2 separate regions of the Homo sapiens genome follow, and region 2 is linked to region 1. Evidence: chromatin contacts called from ENCODE POLR2A ChIA-PET data. All regions are on one chromosome and are shown on one strand. Each heading gives the region's core, a stretch centred on a gene start or an enhancer-like site at or near the end of the contact. The rest is flanking DNA. Distances are from core to core; before and after follow the strand shown. Region 1 holds the start of LINC02028 (long intergenic non-protein coding RNA 2028). Region 2 has its middle 31 kb from the start of HES1.

What was found. ChIA-PET counts read pairs that join two places held with the same protein, here RNA polymerase II (POLR2A).
Region 2: POLR2A ChIA-PET joins it to region 1 with 13 read pairs in OCI-LY7. The contact joins the enhancer-like site here to the promoter of LINC02028 in region 1. POLR2A ChIA-PET finds 5 or more read pairs at or near these places in 3 of 52 experiments (HepG2, OCI-LY7 and PC-3).

What each region holds. Positions count from the first base shown.
Region 1 is chr3:194,069,591-194,073,590 of GRCh38, forward strand. It overlaps LINC02028 (long intergenic non-protein coding RNA 2028), which reads right to left and starts at 1,380. Exons shown (of 3, transcript NR_136179.1): 1 at 1,232-1,380. It overlaps LOC102724877, which reads left to right and starts at 499. Exons shown (of 6, transcript XR_002959666.2): 1 at 499-685. RefSeq lists a silencer at 1,398-1,577.
Region 2 is chr3:194,165,075-194,168,651 of GRCh38, forward strand. No RefSeq gene overlaps it. Among named protein-coding and RNA genes, the nearest start is that of HES1, 31 kb to the left of the region's middle. Within about 2 kb of position 1,962, at least 7 of the 41 ENCODE cell types and tissues checked have a DNase peak (open chromatin) inside an H3K27ac peak, as active enhancers do.

The sequences.
Region 1 (4,000 bases), core at 130-2,629:
TTAACTGAGATCATAAGGGTGGGGCCCTAATCTGATAGGATTGGTGTCTTCATAAGAACAGACTTGCTCTCTCTCTGTGGTCACATGACGACACAGTGAGCAGACAGCCTTCTGCAAGCCAGGAAGAGCACCCTCACTAACAACCTAATTCGCCATCATCTTGATCTTGGATCTCCCAGCCTCCAGAGCCAGGAGAAAATAAATGACTATTGTTTAAGCCACCAGTCTATGGTATTTTAGCAATCATTCATACACACACACAGCATCTGCTTTGTGCCAGCCACTATACAAGTCACTTTAGACGCAGTATCAGTTGATCTCCATTTTACAGATGAGAAAACCGAAGCTTAGATTAAGCAACTTGCCCAAGGTCACACATCTGGTGAGATTCCTAGCCAGTGGTAAATTGCATAACATTCAGCCAACAAACAGAGCAGCTGCCATAAGCAGAGTTCTCAAATAATCATTTGTGTGGAAATCAAAAAGGAGGGCAACACAGTCTCTGCCCTCAGGAAACTCCGGAAGGGAGGAGAGGACAGGTAGGCCATGAGTTACAGGGGGCCACAAACGTCATAAACAGGCGTTTGTCAAAGGCCGCCGGAGAACCGGGAAGCAATGATTGGGCAAATCTGGGAAGACTTCCACAGAGGAGGTGGCAAGCCGGAACAAGGCACACAAATGCCAGGTGCTCGTAGAGGGCTGGATACAATGGGGGCTTCACTACCAGGCCTGTCAGGTGGGGCACCCCCAGAAAATCAGGCTGAGGTGACGGACTGGGACGTCTCGCAGCATGAGGCTGAGTTTAGGCAAAGCTGTCGGGGTCCCAGGACCCATGATTTCCCCCCACCCCCGTCTGCCCCATTCCCAACTTCTCTATGGGGCAGGAACTCGACGAGGGGCACCATGCTGCAGAGAAAGGGCGCCATGCCTTTGGGGCTGGGGCTCGGCAGAAGGTCCTCTGAGCGTGGATTCCAACAGGAGCTCTGCCGCCACCCAGCAGGGTGACCTTGAATACGTCTGCCCGCATGGCTGGGCTTCAAAGACCTTGCCTGGGTGATGTGTGAGCACATGTGATTCCCGCTCACACCAGGCTCTAGGCTACCGTGCAGGCGGGAGCGCGTGGGGTGGTGCAGATCCCTTGCCTCGCCCCGGTGGGGGAGGCTGTTTCTGATTTGGGGGAGCAGGCAGCGTGGGGCCTCCCGTTCAGAGCTCTCTCACCACTGGGCCTGACCTCAGGGCGCCTGGCTGGGGCCAGGAAGGCGTTCGCGTCAGACAACCCCAGCGGGGAAGCCCCCCTCTCCCGCGGGCCAAACCGCAGCTTCTTGCAGCCACTCGCCCCGGCCGGTTTCGGGAGGAGGGCGGCGCTCCGAAGGCGGCCGCGCGCAACGGGGCCTCGGTCTGTGGACCAGCGTCCCCTGAGAAGCAGAAGGGGTGTGAAGGGCAGGAAAGGGGCCGTGCCGGGCTGTCCCTCCCGCCGCCTGCTCCGCGGGTGGCGCCCGGGGCCGGGTGGCAGCGGGGTGTGGGCGGGGAGACGCGGCGGGCGCGGGGGCGGCCGGGCAGGCGGCGCGCGCTCGGAAGTGCCCCCGGGCGGCCTCCGCGGCAGGCGGCTCCTGTTTCCCGGCTCCCGCCCGGGCGGGCGCGGGGCAGCTGCTGGGAGGTGAGCGGAGCAGCGTTTTCCCACAGTCTGGGGCGGTGACACATGGCGCTCACACATTCCACAGCCGGCGGCCGCGCCAGGCCTGGCTGCGAGTCAAGGCAGCGCCGGGAGCTGCCGACGAGCAGGTTCCGACTTTGGCACCCGCCGCGCCGCCTTCCCGCCTTCCCCACGCCCGGCGGGGGCGGAGGGGGACGCAGAGGGGCCCGCGCCGGCGGCTTAACCCTTGGACGTCTAGACACAACTTTGATCAGCAGTTTATTGAATCTCAGTGTGTGTCTCACCCAGGTGCTGAATAAATGTCGAATGCATGAATGAATTACTGAATGAATGAACGAATGAACGAACAAATGAATGGACGCGCGCACACATGCTGTAGGGAGCCCTTCTTGGCTCGCTCACGTAACGCACCTATGCAACAACTGGCCAATACGCTTTCCAAAGCTCCTGACTCCCACTCCGTACATTCTTTGGTGGTGTTTCTTTGAGACAGAGTCTCTCTGTCGCCCAGGCTGGAGTGCAGTGGCGTGATCACTGCAACCTCTGCCTCCCAGGTTCAAGCGATTCTCGTGCCAGGCTCCCACCACCACGCCCGGCTAATTTTTGTATTTTTAGTAGAGACGGGGTTTCGCCATGTTGGCCAAGCTGGGCTAGAACTCCTGACCCTGTCAGGTGATTCGCCTACCTCAGCCTCCCAAAGTGCTGGGATTACAGGCATGAGTCACCGCGCCCAGCCACTCTGTACATTCTTGAAAGGCCCCTGAAGTAAGGGGGGGATGTTGGCACCCCCAGTTTACAAGGAGGAAAGCGACTAGGAGAAGTAGCTTGCTAGGGGTGGCTTTGCACTTCTAGATTCAGATAGGAACCGCCAAAGAGATGGGGAATGGGGAAGCGGGGACATCCCCGTCATCTCCCCTCCCACCATTGGACATGGTAGGCCGGGCGGGAGTCAAGGCAGTGCTTATGCCTCGACTCCAGCCCAGAGCCTGGTGTGAGTGAGCATCACCTGTGGTCAGAGATCAGCCATTTGCCTCTGAGTCGGTGATGAGGGCGTTTGCCAATCTCTGGCGGGACTCCTTCCCACAACTCTCTGTTTACTGATGAGCAGTGGAAACCTTGATCAAAGACTATTCTGGCAACCATTTGACAGAAACAAAAACAATTTGAAAACTGCTTTAAAAAAAAATAGAACTTCCGATTCTGGGGTGGAGATCTGTTCCTATGAGATGGCACCATTCCTGTATTCTGCTTCCCTTGGGCCTCTGTGTGACTCCTCTGGACCTCCAGCTCCCTTACTGCATCTAACTGCCCAGGGTAGAGACTACACTGAAACAGGGACCCTTCACTCCAAATCCCACAAACCGAGGAACCGGCAAATCATCCCACAAAGAAGCTGCCCAGACCCCAGGGCGCAGGAAGGGCTCTGGAAACACTGTGATGTTTCCAGAACTGCCTTACATACATTGCCTTTCATTCTCACAACACCCTAATGAGAGGGGTGGTATTATTGCCCTGGCTTATAGCTAAAAGTACTGACATTTAAAGAGGTGAAATCACTTGCCTAAGGTCACAGAGCTATAAATGTACTTGACCCCATGTTTGCCTAACCACCAACCAGTGCTTTGTCAACCAGGTCTCAAAGTTTAGATGTAATTCAGATTACATTCCGCATACACACCCTCTCCTCTCACCTCCTCATAGCACATGCACACATGCAGACCTGCCCGACCTTTACCTTCTCCAAGTATTAAGAGAATCTCACTTGATCCTCAATGGCTCTGACTTTGGTAGAACCTGGTAGAACTTTTCAAACTCACTTTTGGTCTGTGAAGTAAACTACCTCCACCCTCTGACTCCATAATCAATATGTTCTCCAATCATTACAACATAATCAAAAGACAAAGATGTCAGCCCTGGAGATTCATGACCAGCTGGCCACATTCAAGGTAACTCAGTTGATTAGCATTCACTGTGAACCTACTATTGCCAGGCACCTAACGTGCGTGCTGATGGAGATGAGAGAGGGGACTAGGAAAACAGAAGGACCCAGAGGAGGTAAAAAGGAGAAAACAATCCAGAAGACCCATACGCCCCACTTGGGGCTCCCAATCACTCAGATTGGAAAGATTCATAAAGACACAATTAGATCGTAGGCTGCTAAGAGATGTATAAACTAAGTGGCAGTATACAGGTGAGAATGCACCTGGAGGAAGGGTTGTCTAAACAGGTGACATTTATGTTGAGTCTTTATCTTAATTCATGTTGTGCTCTTATAACAGAACACCCCAGACTTGGCATCTATCTATTTATCTATTTTATTTATTTATTTATACATAAAATCTTTCA
Region 2 (3,577 bases), core at 712-3,211, 96 kb after region 1:
AATGATTTCTGAAGAAGTTAAACATATGCCTAACATGTGATCCAGCCGTTTCATTCATAGGTATTTACCCAAGAGAACTGAAAGCATATGTCGATACAAAAGACTTGTACATAAAATATTCAAGGCAGCTTTATTTGTAACAGTCAAAAACTGGAACAATGCAAATGTCTATCAATAAGTGAATGGATAAACAAAGTGTGATATTATCCATCCGATGGATTACTATGTAGGAATACAATGAAATAAACTACAGATAAATGCAACAACATGGATGGATCTCAAAATAATTATGCTCAGTAAAAAAGGCCAGAAAAAGAAGAATATGTCCTCTATGACTCCGTTCTTTTACAATTCTCCAAAATGCAAACTAATCTACAATGACATAAGGCAAATTAGCTGTTGCCTAGAGACTGGGGGAGGGAAGATAGGGTGCCAGAGAGGCAGAAAGGATCCTAAAGGGATGTGAGGAAACTTTTGAGGGAAGGGATATATCCACTGTTTTGATTGTGGTGAGGGTTTTACAGTTGTACACATAGGCCAAACTTATCACTTGCATACTTTATGTGCAGTTTATTTCATGCCAATCACACCTCAATAAAATTTAATATTAAAAAATAGATGTAGTATGTCATCTAGGAGCTCAGAGTCATGGTCTCGCTAAAGAGACGCTACTCAAAGAGAAAGAGAAGGGTTTTTGTCTGCATGTTTGTTTTGTTTCAACATCATCTAGCCCAGCATTGCCCACAATCGTCACTCAACATCCGGCCCGACTAACTTACAAGGCACTGCTGTCCTTACAAGTGTCCACACCTGCCATTTGATCATCTGGGTGAGAGGAGGGGGTCAATATCTATCTAAGTCTAATTTCCTGAGGCTTGTATCAGTTGCTTCTGAACTGTAAGTGGCCCTTTGGGGTAGAATTGAAAGACTGGTCCACAGGACCTTAGAGCTAGAGGAGTCCTAGGGGTCTTCTGGTCCCACCTCCATCCAGTGCAGCATTTAATCCACTGTACCTTGGAGTAACCTCCATCTAGTCTCTGACAATGTCTCCTGGGAAACTCCTAGTATTCACCAAAAGTCAAGAAACTAGCTGCATTCCAATGGGAAGAAGCCAGGGTAGGAGAAGAGGAAGTAAGAGAGCTGTCCCTGAAACCCACCAGGATCTTTATCCCTCCTTTCAATGAGGTTCCTTAGGAATCTCACAGTGGGAGGAAATCAATATCTTTCAATAGACCAGTGCATTTCCTTTGACCTGTGAAGGAGGGCTGGGGAGAAGGGGAAATGAAAGGATTTGATAAATGAGACACATTTGCCAACAGATTCTTTTTTAAAAAAAAAAAGAAAAAAAAAAAGCACTTCTGACTGGTTGGGCTAATTCAGTTTGGTTGGAGTGGTGTGTATGTTAGCTCTGACATACTTTGGGAACATCTTTTAATGTTTCATTGCCTTTGCTTTCATAATTGTGTGCATTTAGGACCAAGAGCCTGGGTTTCTTCCTTCTGATTAGCAACAAGATTCCTCACAGCTTTAGGGGTCTAGGGAAAGAAAATAAAAAAAGCCCTGCATAGCCAGACCAGGACTGTATCCTTTCTGCTGCTCCTTCACACCTTTTCAAGCTTGGTGATTTCAGCTACTTCTCCAAATGTAATAATCTTTTAAACTGTCTACATTCAATCTGTTCCCAGGCAGGAGCTTAAACTACCCGCCCGCTCGCCCGCCCCCCGCTTTGGAAGTTTATCGGACAGATCTACAGAGGCTTTTCAGGGAGGATGTTTACAAAGGACTTTTAGTGTTGCCAAGAAAAGAGAGAGAAGGGGAATGATGGGATTTCTGTAGGGCAGTTTCAGAGGTAGTGAGATTTTAACATAAAAAGGACCTTTCTTTACCTCCTAACACGTCCAAAGGCAGATGGCAACAGGGGCCAACAGCGTCCTTGTGGGCGGGGTCCCTCCTAATCACTGGAGCCAGTGGAGTTTTCCTGTTACGTTAGAGTCTTGGGCTCACTTATTACAGCTGGAACCATCCCAGAGATGAGAGCCTGTAGCTCCACGCTGCCCCACTCCTCTGCTTCCTGTAGAGTCCCTTTCTCTCATGGGGAAGGGAAGGAGCTTCTTAAAACGTAATGCTGTGCTTCATAACACTCGTAGCTATAATACATAACTGCTGCAATAACCATGTAAGAAAAAATGTGTTTTCTTTGGGGAGGGGGAAATTCTAGAACATGCCAATCACCACATCTAATAAATCATGTGACGAAAGCACAGGGCATTTTGAATATAAGTTCGGTAATATCAGAATGATTTTGAAGTTGTGTGTCTGTTAAGGTGTTTACAACTCCGAAAGTCCTAATTGTAATAAATTTAAATGCATTTGGTATTTGGTTTATTAAGCTTGGATTCATTATGTGAGACATTTCCCCCCCGTATTCAAACATACATCAATACAGAGCTAGCTCTGGAGAACAACTTTACTTAACAAATCACTTTAGAAGCTTTTTTTTTTTAAACATCCCAGAAAAATACTGCTGCAGCCAGACTTGGGAAACAATTTTTTTTTCTGATAAGGATGACATCATTTTATCCTAGTAAAAGCTGAGTTTTCATCATCATAATTAAGCAGGAGAGAAATGATTCCCCGTGAACTGCATGACAAGCTGTGTAACTGTAGTTAATTTTAATGAACAAGCTCCATTTTTGAATTGTTAATCTCCATTTCTTTCATTTTAGTCAAGACTAAAACTTAATGAATTTCAACAATGAGTTTCCCCCTCCCCTTTCAATGAACTCTTACATTTCAAGTACCTTAGAGAGGAGAAAATGAATTTATCTCATTTTTTTGAAGCTGAAGTCTTCAATTGTAAGAAGAAAGACTCTTCATTCATGGCAGCGTCTCTGTGTGATGAAAAAGAAAAATCTAAAAGAGACCTTCTAAAGAAAGTCCACTGCAAAGTGAGTGGGAGGTAGAGCTGTGTGTTGGGAGGAAGGGGAAGAGGTTGACGTTCAGCCGGAAATTTCTACAGGGGTTCAATACATAGGGAAGCCTTCAAGTTATGTAATATATTAGCATGAAGAAATCCTGGGCACCAAGTTTTATATTTCATGGCACTGTTGTCAGCAGAACAAACACACACATTTTTTTTTTGTTTTAATAAACAATTTTTAGAGCAGTTTTAGTCTCACTGTATTGTGTGTGTTTTTTTTAAAGAAGAAAAAACATGTGTCTCAACACATTGCCAAGAAAGAGCTTCCAGAACAAAGAGCAGCAGTAAGATAATTATTGAATATCAAACAAAATCCTGGAGCAGGCTTAACTGACCAGGTTACTTCCACCCACCACTGGGTGGTAGCATGACTGAAACCTTCATTCCCAGGTAAATCCTCAAATCTCCCCCATTCTCCGCAGGTCACTGATGTCCCTGTTTGGGGTGTGTGTGTGTGTGTGTGTGTGTGTGTGTGTGTGTGTGTGAGTGTGAGTGTGTGTGTGTCTTTTGAATCACTAGAATGCTGTCCCGATTGAATGTGATCTGCAGCCATCATGACAGAAGGTATTGTTCTGACCTTTTCAATCAACAGTTTTC